2 separate regions of the Mus musculus genome follow, and region 2 is linked to region 1. A link is a loop called in an ENCODE intact Hi-C map of the cell type or tissue named here. Cell type or tissue: left cerebral cortex. All regions are shown on one strand. Each heading gives the region's core, and the rest is flanking DNA. Links, peaks and the distances in the headings are about the cores only.

What was found. Peaks named below come from ENCODE experiments on the same cell type or tissue, not always from the same donor. Only the 100,000 strongest peaks of a DNase experiment are listed, where the experiment ranks them.
Region 2: it touches region 1 in a loop (2.8-fold over the local background); 2 of 42 quality-filtered maps call a loop at or near these places.

The regions. Positions count from the first base shown.
Region 1 is chr12:31,163,665-31,171,982 of GRCm38, reverse strand. 6030469F06Rik (RIKEN cDNA 6030469F06 gene) reads right to left here and starts at 3,121. Exons shown (of 4, transcript NR_102715.1): 1 at 3,094-3,121; 2 at 2,844-2,953; 3 at 719-778. In left cerebral cortex, for the core only: a CTCF peak has its summit at 3,632 (motif pointing left); a DNase peak (open chromatin) is centred at 3,611.
Region 2 is chr12:31,324,268-31,329,267 of GRCm38, reverse strand. Lamb1 (laminin B1) reads right to left here. Exons shown (of 33, transcript NM_008482.3): 28 at 4,948-5,000; 29 at 2,891-3,098; 30 at 2,559-2,700; 31 at 1,447-1,623; 32 at 1-158. Among named protein-coding and RNA genes, the nearest start is that of Dld, 25 kb to the left of the region's middle. In left cerebral cortex, for the core only: no CTCF peak of the experiment used is centred there; DNase peaks (open chromatin) are centred at 2,012 and 2,981.

The sequences.
Region 1 (8,318 bases), core at 1,370-6,369:
ACTGTTTTTATTAAGAGGTCATTTAGAACATTTTTAGTCAGAGAGAGATGGGGAAGCTGGTATGGATTATATACATGACATAAGAGAAAGGCTGTGTAGAGTCTGAGACAAAAAAGATATGTGTGTGTGTGTGTGTATGAGTATGTATAAGTGAGTGTGTGTGTAAGTGTATGTATGTGTGTAAGTATGTATATATGTATGTGTGTGTATGTGAGTGTGTGTGCATGAGTATGTGTGTATGTGAGTATGTGTGTGTAAGTGTATATATGTGTGTGTAAGTATGTGTGAGTGTGTATGTGTGTGTGCATGAGTATGTGTGTATGTGAGTATGTGTGTGTAAGTGTATATATGTGTGTGTAAGTATGTGTATGTGAATGTGTGTGTGTGTGTGTAAGGAGGGGCAGTACACACAGAGGTCAGAGTTGATTCTTTTTCTACCACATGAGTTCTGGGGATCAACCATAAGTAGTCAGGCTTGGGAACAGGTACCCTTAGCATGGGTCATCTCTCAGGCTGGAGCTTGCCAGTTTCTGTGCTGTGAGGACTCATTCTACAGGGCACTGAATAATAAAACAAGAACACCATTCCAAGTCTCCTTTAGGCAATGGCCATGGAGACCCATATATCACAATGAAAGGGGGTTCCTGGCAAATACACACAATACACTCTTTGAGGTATGTTCAAGATTTGACAGCATGGGTGTGGCAAGAACACTGACCTGTTTCCACGTCACAGGTGGATAGTAGTGGCAGACTCCCAAGAGGGTGGCAGTTAACGTCTGAAAGCATAGCATAGACATTTATAGTCACTTTTAATCCCCGACTCTCATAAATGTTGTTCATAGCTCACATTGAGCAAAATGCACAGTTTAAGAATAAAGAGGCTTGCTCTGCACAATCCGCTGCTTGTCTGGATGTGTGATTATCTACCACATTCAGCCTCACAGAGAAAAATCGCATGCCAGATGCTTCACGGTCCCCATGTGGTTCCACTCGATGGCAGCTAGGCAGAGCCAAGCCAGCGTAGGAGAGTGTGTAAGCCGCAGGGCTGGCTTGGCTCTTCTGGGCTTAGACCAGAGCGGTGACTCAGGCAGGCCATTGCCAGGGCACAAGTATCACCCACAGCTCCCTCTCTGGCAGATGCTTCTCTCATCCCTCGCTGTCTCTTTGTTACTTTTTCCTCCTTGTTCTCCACCTTCTCATTCTCCTCTCCCCACAGACATTTCTTAGACCTACTTATGTTGGAGATGCTGAGAAGTCGCCACGGGAAAGCAAAGTGTACCCTCTTACTGTGGGAAAATCTTGTGTTCAAGGAAACCACAAAAATGTCCAACAAAGAAAGAATGGGTGAGTTAAATGTGCTCTAGTTATTCAGTGCAATGCTTCTCAGTGATAAAGAAAAGTACTGAGGATACAGTGGGGTGAACCTTGAAAATATTAGAAAAAAAGAGAGACAAGAATGAATATGATTCTTACCTGAAATACCTCTAATAAGTGAATCCACAGTGATAGAAGAAGGTTAGCGCTTTAGATGAAGGTGGGTATGTGGGAGGGTGGGCACGTGTCAATTAAAGGGAGGGTAGCCTTTTACCTTTCCTCTATTCTCTTGGGCAATACACATATTACAAAACTTACCATCTTAACCATAGTTCAGTGCATCAAGTCATTCACTCAATTGTGCAACAAACCTCGAGAACCTTCTTTCTTGCAAAACTGAAAACTCTATCTGGTAACCAGCAACGTTCTGTGTGTTTTCTCCTCAACTCTGATAACTATCATTCTCCTTTCTGTCTCCATGAGTGACGGTGCCTCTGGATAGCTGCCTCATGTAAGTGCAATCTCATAGTTTTGGTCGTTTGTCTGACTTGTTTCACCTCCTATAATATCCTTAAGGCTTATCTATGTTGTGATATCCAATATTTTGTTTATCCACTTATCTTTGGTTGGACACTTCGGTTCCCTCTAGCACCTGGTTATTTCTAAGGGTCCTGCCAAGAGTAACAGGATACAGACCTCCTTTCAAAACTCTGCTTCTAATTTTTTTTAGGTGTATATCCAGAAGTGAGGGGTTCATTTGAGGTGAAGAAAACATGCTAAACTTAATTGTGTTGATATCCACACATCTTTTGATAGAACCCAAACTATTGATTTGTACTATCTGTCTGTACGTGATTTCTGTCAATAAAGCCATTGCACACAACACAAACATGTACTCACACAGATACATGCATGCATATATACACACATACACACGTACACACAAACATGTGCCCACCCATACACAAGCCCACACATAGGCTCACATGTAAACACATACCCAGACACACACAGAGATGTGTGTGTGCACACACACCTAAAACAATGCCAGTGCTCAACCCATTCTCGAAGGGGATCATGTTACTCAGTGAACAGGGAGAAGCCTGGTGTGCTGAAGTCTGTGGAACCTGGATTGGCTGCATCATTGAACCTAATCGTCACAACCTTCACGTTTTCTTTAAGTCTTCAAAAAGCATCTATGACAACAACTCAGCCTGAGCTTGCTAATAAAGCTACCCAGGCTCATTCACTGGACAAAAACATGGAACATGACGCTGTGACCCAGAGGAAACCACTTACCAAGATTCTCAAGGGTGCTATAGCCCTGTGGAGCCCAAAGGTTCACTGTCCCAAAGCTAAGCATCTGCCCATTTGGTCCTAGAAAAGTACTGATGCCTCCTTCCCTTTCACTCTTCCCTTGGTTCCATTTCTTTCTTGAATTGATCCTTCTTGAATCAGTGTTAGAAGGGAATTGAGAAGAAAGGGGTAAAGTAATTAATAAATAAAAAGAGGGCTCTGGTGACATACCTCAGTCCTTAAGGGTGCCGGTCACCATACTTGATGACTTGAGTTTCATCTCTCAGACCCACATAGTGAAAGGCGAGAGCCGACTTCCCGCATTGTCCTCTTATGTCCACCTGGGTGTACACACGTGTAAATAAATGCAATAAAAATACAGCAATCACCACTTGAAAATCACCCCAGAGCCTATCATCATGCATAAAGTAATATAACAAACTTGTAAATTCTAGTATTAACTGGTTAACAAGGCAGGCACCTCCACTGGCAGCCTTCTACATGAACATTCCTTTGAAGTGTCCTCTTCCTTTGTTTCAGCTAAAAATTCTTGAGAAAAATAAACTGCGCATACTCAGAAGTGTTTCTGTCACAGTAACCTTTCAGATGTGTGCTGCATGGCCTTGAGCTAACCATGGCCAGAATGCATTTGCCATTGTCCTTGAGTTAGAAACTTCAACTGCACATGCTCTGCAATGTGTACTTGAAACAGCTTGCTCAGGAATGTGCCCCCTGCCCCAAGTGTTTTCCTTTATGAAGAGAAATAGCTTCTCCAGATTCCATACTTTACTTTTGGAATAGCTGTGGTATTCTTCATACCTGTGATAGACATAAGGCTTCCTTCATTTGCCTTCTGGCTGAGTTTCTTTGCGCTGTGAGAACCAAGGAGGCTCCACTGTACTCTGTTACATTGACAGAAGGTATGCTTCCATGGGTTTCACAATTTGCAATGAAATTTTTTGATATTTCTTTGGTTCGCTCATTTGGAGGGGAGGAAATATGAGCACCCTCTGCTGGTCATTTATGATAACGTAAGTGAGCCTCAGAGAAAAGCTGTCTGTTGACTTCCTAGTTTGTGGGAAGGATTCAGTGTGAACAGGCCTCTTTTGAGGTTTTAATGAGGGACCCTGAGGACTGAGACAGCAAGCAAGACTCAACTTTAACTCATACCCCAGTTTGCTTCCCAGGACTTAGCCAGGTAACCAAGCGGGTCAAAGCGCCTCAGTTCAAAGTGGTTGTGTTTGTACTGTCACAGCTGGCTCCTTCACATTCTCTTTGCACAGCGTCCCCACTCTTGTCAGATAGACAGGTCATTCACATAAAAACTAAACAGAAATACAAGCTGAGGCCATAAACCAAATGGCTCTAACAGATATTTACAGAACATTTTATCCAAACACAAAAGAATATGTCTTCTTCTCAGCAGCTCATAGAACTTTCTCTGAAATTGACCATGTATTGGAACACAAAGCAAGCCTCAATAGGTTCAAGAAAACTGAAATAATACCTTTCATCCTATCTGACCACCATGGATTAAAGCTGGTGTATTAGTTAGGGTTTTACTACTGTGAACAGACACCATGACCAAAGCAAGTCTTATAAAGGAAAACATTTAATTGGGGCTGGCTTACAGGTTCAGAGGTTTGGTCCATTGTCACAAGATGGGCGCATGACAACATCCAGGCAGACATGGTGCAGGAGGAGCTGAGAGTTCTACATCTTTATCTGAAGGCTGCTAGCAGACTACTCACTTCCAGGCAGCTAGGACTAGGGTATTAAACCCTAGCCCACAGTGACACACTTACTCTAACACGGCCAAATGTCCTAAGAGTGCCACTCTCTGGCCCAAGCATATACAAACCATCACAGCTGGATATCAACAACATAAGCAATAAGAAGTTTACAAATTTGTGGTGATGGAATAATTCGTTACTGAATCAGAAATTGAGGGATTTCATTATCAGTGCTGAAATCAATAAAATAGAAACATAAAACAATAAAAAGCAATACAAAAATCATTGAAACAAAAAGTTAATTCTTTGAGAAAAATCAATTAAGATTGACAAGCCTTTAGCCAAATTAACGAAAATACAGAAAAGAGAAAGAGAGTGAGAGGATGCAAAATTTACCCAATTAGATAGGAAAGGGGGACACAACACAGACACCAAGGCAGTCCAGAAAACCATAAGGACAAACTTTAAAAACTATACTCAACCAAACTGGAAAATCTAATAGAAACGGGTAATTTTCTTAATACATACTGTGAATCAAGTTAAATCAATATCAGATAAGTAACTTAAACAGACCTATAACTCCTAAAGAAACAGAAAAAGTCATTAAAAGTCTCTCTCCCTTACCTAAAAAATACCCAGAGATAGATGGTTTTAGTGCAGAATTCTATTAGACTTTCAACGAAGAGTTAACAAAAATACTCCTCAAATTATTCCACAAACTAGAAACAAAAGGTGCATTGTCTAATTTCTTTTGTGAGACCACAGTTACTATGATACCTAAACAACATAAAGATCCTACCAAAAAAGTGAATTATAGCCACTTTCCCTTATGAACATAGATGCGAAAATTCTCAATAAAGTACTTATAACCCAAATCCAAGAACTTATCAAAAATATTATCTGCCATGATCAAGTTCAAGTATGCTTCATTCCAGAGATGCAGGAATGGTTAAACATAACTATAATATAACATTTATCATAGAAATTGATCAATGTAATCTACCACATAAGCAAGCTAAAAGACAAGAAATACATGACAATCTCATTTGATGCAGAAAAGGCCTTTGACAAAAATCCCCCTTCATGATAAAAGTCCTGGAGAGATTATGGATACAGAGACATACCTCAACACATTAAAGACAGTTTATATCAAGTCCACACCCAACATCAACCTAAATGGAGAGAAACTGAAAGCAATTGAGGAACAAGGTAAGGTTGTCTATTCTCTCTATACCTATTCAATATAGTATCTTAAGTAGTCCGAGCAATAAAAGGCCTGAAGGAGATCAAAGGGATACACAATGGAAAGGAAGAAAGCAAAGCAAGGTATCTTTATCTTCAGATGATATGATAATATATGTAGGTGTACCAAGAAATTAAACAAGAAACTCTTACAGCTGAGAAACACCTTCAGCAAAGTAGATGGATACAAGATTAACTCAAAAAAATTGGTAGCCCTTCTATATAAAATTAATAGACTGAGAAAAAACCCAGGAAACAATATCCTTCACAACATCTTCAAAACATTATAAAATAACTGAACACATAAACATGTTTATGATAAAAACCTTAAGACATTGAAGAAAGAAAGTGAAGAAGTTATCAAAAGAAAGATCTCTCATGCTCACGGACTGGTAGAATTAACATAGTAAAAATGGCCATTCTACCAAAGGCAATTTACAGATTCAATGCAACCTCCATTAAAGTTCTAACACAAGTCTTCACAGACCTTGAAAGAACAATTTTCAGCTTCATATGGAAACACAGAAAACCCAGGAAAGCTAAAACAATCCTGAATAATAAAAGAACTTCTAGAGGTATTAACATCCCTGAACTCAAAGTGTACTTCAGAGTTATAACAATAAAAACAGCATGGTATTAGTATACACACAGAAAAACACATTTGATTATTGGGATAAAATTGAAAACCTGGACATTAATCTACTCACCTATGGAGACCTGATTTTTTTTTTTTTATAAAGAAGCCAGAAATATACACTGGAAAAAAAAGACAGTATCTTCAACAAATGGTGCTGTCAAACTGGATATCTGCATGTAAAGAATGCAAATAGATCCATACTTATGACCTGACACAAAACTCAACTCCAAATGGATCAAAGACCTCAAAATATACCAGACATACTGAATCTGATAGAAGGAAAAGTGGGAATAGCCTTGAACTCATTGGAACAGGAAAAGACTTCCCAAACAGAACACTTTTAGTACAGGCACTAAGACCAACAATTAATAAATGGGGCCTCATGAAAATGAAGTTTCTGCAAAGCAAAGGACACTGCTATTTGGACAAAGCATTACCCTACAGAATGGGAAAAGAATATTTTCTCCCCCAACTACACATCCAATTGAGGGCTAATATCCAACATATATAAAGAACCTAACAGGCATTATCCTGAGTGAGGTAACACAATCACAAAAGAACTCAAATGATATGTACTCACTGATAAGTGGATATTCGCCCAGAAACTTAGTATACCCAAGATATAAGATACAATTTGCAAAACACATGAAACTGAAGAAGAACGAAGACCAAAGTGTGGACACTTTGCCCCTTCTTAGAATTGGAAGCAATCACCCATGGAAGGAGTTATAGAGACAAAGTTTGGAGCTGAGACAAAAGGATGGACCATCTAGAGACTGCCATATCCAGGGATCCATCCCATAATTAGCCTCCAAACGATGACACCATTACATACACTAGCAAGCGTTTGCTGAAAGGACCCTGATATAGCTGTCTCTTGTGAGACTAGGCCGGGGCCTAGCAAACACGTAAGTGGATGCTCAGAGTCAGCTATTGGATGGATCACAGGGCCCCCAATGGAGGAGCTAAAGAAAGTATCCAAGGAGCTAAAGAGATCTGCAACCCTGTAGGTGCAACAACATTATGAACTAACCAGTACCCCGGAGCTCTTGTCTCTAGCTGCATATGTATCAAAAGATGGCCTAGTTGGCCATCACTGGAAAGAGAGGCCCATTGGACATGCAAACTTTATATGCCCCAGTACAGGGGAATGCCAGGGCCAAAAAGTGAGAATGGGTGGTGTCTTAGTCAGGGTTTCTATTCCTGCACAAACATCATGACCAAGAAGCAAGTTGGGGAGGAAAGGGTTTATTCGGCTTACATTTCCATACTGCTGTTGGTCACCAAAGGATGCAGGACTGGAACTCAAGCAGGTCAGAAAGCAGGAGCTGATGCAGAGGCCATGGAGGGATGTTCTTTACTGGCTTGCCTCACCTGGCTTGCTCAGCCTGCTTTCTTATAGAACCAAGACTACCAGCCCAGAGATGGTCCCACCTACAAGGGGCCTTTCCCCCTTGATCACTAATTGAGAAAATGCCTTACAGTTGGATCTCATGGAGGCATTTCCTCAACTGAAGCTCCTTTCTCTGTGATAACTCCAGCTGTGTCAAGTTGACACAACACTAGCCAGTACAATTGACCCCTTGTCAACTTGACACACAAAAACATCACTAGTAAGCCTCAACCCTTACAATCTTATTCCTCCCCATTCTAAATAACTTTAAACGTCCCACAGTCTTTACATATTCTTAAAATTTCAATCTCTTTAAAATATCCATCTCTTTTAAAATCCAAAGTCTTTTTACAATTAAAAGTCTCTTAACTGTGGGCTCCACTAAAACAGCTTCTTCCTTCAAGAGGGAAAATATCAGGGCACAGTCACAATCAAAAGCAAAAGTCAATCTCCAACCGTCCAATGTCTGGGATCCAACTCACGATCTTCTGGGCTCCTCCAAGGGCTTGGGTCACTTCTCCAGCCATGCCCTTTGTAGCACAGGCGTCATCCTCTAGGCTCCAGATGCCTGTACTCAACTGCTGCTGCTGCTCTTGGTGGTCATCTCATGGTACTGGCATCTCCAAAACACTGCATGACCCCTTCAGTCCTGGGCCATCAATTGCAACTGAGGCTGGACTTTCACCAATGGCCTTCCATGG
Region 2 (5,000 bases), core at 1-5,000, 160 kb before region 1:
TCCAACAGCTGGAGCTTGCTGTTAGCTTGAGCCAAGAGTGTTTTTGCTTCATTTTGTAGCAGCTCAGCTTTCCTCCTGGCATCTGCTGACTCTTCAGTTTTTTGGGCAATTAAACTTTCTACCTTCTTATACTTTTCATCAAGTTCGCCATCTAGAGTCTGCAGATAGAGTTTAAGACAGAAAGATGAAACGGGTATGTCAGTAATTACATTCAAGAGCCCTAGATGAAAGACAGTTCTTTTTTCCGGACAAGCAAGCTTCTTATCAAAGAGGAATATCAAAGTACTTGGGCTTCATATTAAGTTGTTTTTAAAATTTACAATGCAAGAAAAATTAGGAATTATAAGTCCGCACTGTAGCCTACACATAAAACAAGGTGATGCTAGTTGTGTACACACTTAAATCTGGGCATTCCAGCATTCCAGATTTAAGGAGCAGGAGGGAGATCTGAGTCTGAGGCCAGCCTGGTCACCGCTTCCCCCCCCCCCCCCCCCCATATAGAGCTTTGATATTTTTAATAGTGTCATTTTTCTCAGTGCCATGAAAATGTCTGGGAGATTTGTGCCTTCAGACTGTACAGAACCAAGATCAGGAAAGAGTAGTCTGACCTGGCAAGAATTTCTCTTAGGTTTGCCTGTCTTCCCAATTCAGGTGCACTGAAATTATTTTTATGTTATACTGGGAAGCTATAAAGTATTACTTTTCCTTCTTTTCTTTCTTTCCTTCCTTTTTCTTTGTTTTTCTTTCTTCCCTCCTTCCCTTCTCTCCACCCCTCCCCTCTCCTTTCTGTCTGTGTAGCCCTGGCTGTCCTCGAAATCAGAAATCTGCCTGCTTCTGCCTCCCAAGTGCTGGGATTAAAGGCGTGGGCCACCACTGCCTGGCAACTTTTTTTTTTTCCTTCTCCAATTGGAAGAAATCAGAATTAGGTTACATGCCAGATTTAACATTCCTAACTTCACTTCCAAGTTTAACAAGCAGTCTCTGGAAGTAAATTTAGAAATGAAATATATATGTGAAACATAAATTTGCTAAATACATCACCTTCTAAGGAGAGAGAAAAGGTAGCAATTTGATTTCCTACTAGCTACTCTGTGTAAGGGACTCTTAAGCTTTTCCCATCCTGTCTTTAAATTATTCTCAAATGGGTGGCTAACTGCCATGTCAAAAAGTCCTCTCTGAACCTACAGTACAGAAATAACTAGTGTATACTTTTAGAGCACACCCCAGATATAATTCATTCTTCTAAACTCATACCCATGTAGAGATCTAAGGGCCTATGTTTACAGTTTTATCCCATATTCCATTCTTTACTCATTTATCCAAAAGACTTCTGTTTTAAAATAGGTCATTGGGCTGTTTGTATCTTATTAATGTCAAGGAAGGTAAGGAAAAAAACTTAATTACCGTTTTACCACCTTAGCTATGAAGTTGCAAAGATCTACTTACCTTCTTAACATCGTCTGCATTCTGTTTTACAGAATATACTACTTTTTCGATATATTCTGCCTCCCCAGAGTTCTGGGCAGCTTTACGCTTAAGCTCTTCCACGTTCCTCTCAAGCTTGCTGATGCGCTGGGAGGCGTTGGTCAGGGTTTCCTCAGAAGCTGCCGTTTCAGATTCAATCTAACGGTATAATGTTAATCATCCATTAGTACAGGGGCAGGGGCAGGGGCAGGGAGGCTGCTACGCTCGTCCGCACGAGCTCAGACGCACGGACAGCATTGGGACAGCTTAGGAGGGGTTCTAAACCAGTGCGCTGCATGTCAGATAGTTTCATAACTAGCAAAACTACAGTTATGACGTAGCAACAAAATAATTCTATGGTTCAGGGTCACCACAACACGAACTGTATTAAAGGGCCGCAGCATTAGGAATGTTGAGAAGCGCTGGGTGAGATGAAGTTACCCAGCTTCAGTTACTCTGCGTCACACATCATACTTTCTGCTGATCGCAGCTGTGTTTAGCTTAAGAACATTCACAAGTGAGCCAGCTGTGAGGAGGATTTGCAAATTATGTGGACGAGGAAACTGGCAACTCCAGCCATCTTTTTAGATAGTCCTGTCAGCTCGGTGTTAAGATTCTGGTAGTGATGGGGCATTAGCTTGAAGATGTGAAGACTCAGGATACTAGAAATAGCAAGGCACCCCAGAGGAAAAAGATAGCTGGGCAACTGGTAAATGCCTGTAGTTGGTCTCCTTGGGAGGACAACACTGTCTTAGTTTCCCCTAAAACTGAGCTTCAGGGATATGTATGTTCCACAAAACTGACTGACTAGCAAAACGTTTATCAAAGCTAATGTTGGTAGGGACACAGGACAACATTTGTAAATCAAACCAAAGATTCTCAGTTTCTTAAGTGTAACATTAACTTGGAAAAAATGTACATAATTAAAATTAATAAAATTGTTTAAGCAACAGTGCTTAATTTGTGACACATTTTAAAGGAGGGAAAAACACCTGTGCCAAGAGAAACAGTTCTGACTTATTTAAAGGGATAATTTGCAGTGTTACAGGGAATCGATGTGTGTCCCCCTATACAGCCCAGCTCGAGTGCCTTACCGATGTTAGCAGGTTTTGGGTTCCTTGGATATCCTCATCAGCTTGTTTAATCGCCTTCTCTGCTGCAACCTGGGCCTTTTCTGCTTCTTCTAATGCTTCCTTCACCATGTCTGCAGTGACTTTAACATCTGTTGCACTTTTGCTGAGCAGAAGAACAAACAACTGCTTTTAACATGAAACCATTTTTTCCACTGGAAAACCAGCATTTCCTTTGAAAGCATATCCACTTGAAAGACCCTTTATTAGATAAAGAAGTCTCTTACAGTGTGCTCGTTACAGCAGATCTCACCCCACCCCTCAGCTCTGGATTGCCAAGGTGTATATTCAGATACCTTGCTCTCTTAGCTTCCTCAAGCAACAGCTCAGCTCTGGCAATGTCAGCTGCACTCTGCTGCAAAATAACCTCTACTTGAGAGAGGGTTTCAACTCGCTCCCGAATGTCTTCTGTTAGGTTCTGTAACTGCTGTGGCGTGCTAGGCATTTCCATTTTCAGTACTTCATTAGCAACTGCTTCAATACTGTCTAGATCAGCACTATCCTCTGTGAAAAGCAAAGACCACAGAGCTGGTTCACTCAGCTGCATGGCAAGCACCTGCCACTTCAAGAGACATACCCTTGCTAGAGACAAGCCCCTCTCATGGAGAAGTAGATGCCAGCAGAGTTTGGGAACCAAGCAGGTTTTGAAGAACATTTCAGGCTGGAGAGAGGGCAGACAGCATATTGTATGTGTATAGCTGTGGTTTCAGGTTATGGAAGACAAGAGCCCAGCATTTACAGCTGGGGCGGCAAGGGAAGAAAAACCTTTACACTTAGTGAGGTTGATATACACTGTCCCAGACCAAGGCTAGCCTGGTCTACAAAGTGAATGAGAATAACTAGGACTGCATAGAAACCCTATCTCAAAAAGGAAAAAGGTATCAATATTCCTTACCAGTTATGAGAACTCTGGAAGGGACTAAATGCTATAAGAGCCAAGACAACATCATCAGCAAACCTCTGGAGCTCAGATCTCTCCATGGTGTTTTCATTTTTTGACTAAGAACATAAATATGGACCCCAGAGCACTTAAACGGGGTAAAATATATGGTTACGTCACGGCTTCCGCATCTTGTTTCCAGTTGTCACTGGAAAACAGTTTTTATTAGTCATTTCTACTTTCTGTCAACAGAATATCTATCTGAAAGTCAGACAAGATAAATCATAAGCACTAAATCGTTGTCTGCCCATTTCTATAGGCACGTTCCACTTTCAGTGCCATCTATGTATGGACCGTGACTCATTCCTGGCCCGAGATGCATGGGAATGCCTAAAGGGTTCTATCCTCCTAAAAAGGGGCTAGCAAAAGAGTAGGGAGGGAGGGGTCGTCTTCTTCCTCATCAGCCACTGTTACCATGTCAGACTGTAACTTATGATGGGGCTGTCTCAGGAATGAAGTTGATAGGCTTAATATGGCAAAAGAGGGAGAGGCAAAGTCCCATGAACTTACACTACTTTTGGACTTGTTATGTGATTTAAATTTTTTGTTTGTTTTTCAAAACAGGGTTTCTCTGTGTAGCCCTGGCTGTCCTGGAACTCATTCTGTAGACCAGGCTGGCCTCGAACTCAAAAATCCACCTGCCTCTGCCTCCCAAGTGCTAGGATTAAAGGTGTGCACCACCACTGCCCAGTGTGATATAAATTCTTAATTCTAATTCAGTTGGGAGTTTTCTGTGTTTTACACCAGTAATATCCATATTGATAGAACATGTACTATAATCAAAACTTAAAATTTGAACCAGATTCTAGAGATTTCTCCACAGAAAATGCCAACTGCTAGGTTCTGCCTTGGGGGCACTGCCAAAGGAAGACCACCTTCAAGGTCCTCAAGACAGAAATTCTAATTCAGTTTTCAGAGCAAATGTTTTCACTTCTAGAGAGGCTGCTTAGGAGCCCCAGCAGGTACAGCAGTGCAGAACATTTGGAAGGTAAATCACAGCATATACTTCAAGAAAGGAAGAGCTAAATAAAGAGAGGGCTTAGCTTCAAGCCCTATCAGAGAGCCAGAGTTTGGAGCTCAGCATTCAATTGGACAGCTTCAGCGGATCTGACATCCCGCTGGCATCTCTGGGCACCTTTGTACACGTACATGCACACACATATTGTTTTCCTTAAGGCAGGCTAGGTCTCCTCTCGTCTTTTTATCACTGACGCTGCTTCTACCTTTCAAGTTCTAGGGTTGCAGGCACGCACTTACACGTTCAGCTTGAAATGAAGCTGAACTTCTTCCGTTACTTTATTTCTTGCCAGAAACTTATTTTACCTACAACTCAGACAGGAATTCTGGCCTCTCAAACAGAATCTCACAGGAACCAATGTCTGAAAGTCCAAGTAAAACCGAGCCACCACTGACCAGTCAGGAAGTTTCTGATCTGCTTGATGAGGTTCCGCAGGTCCTCGTTGCTC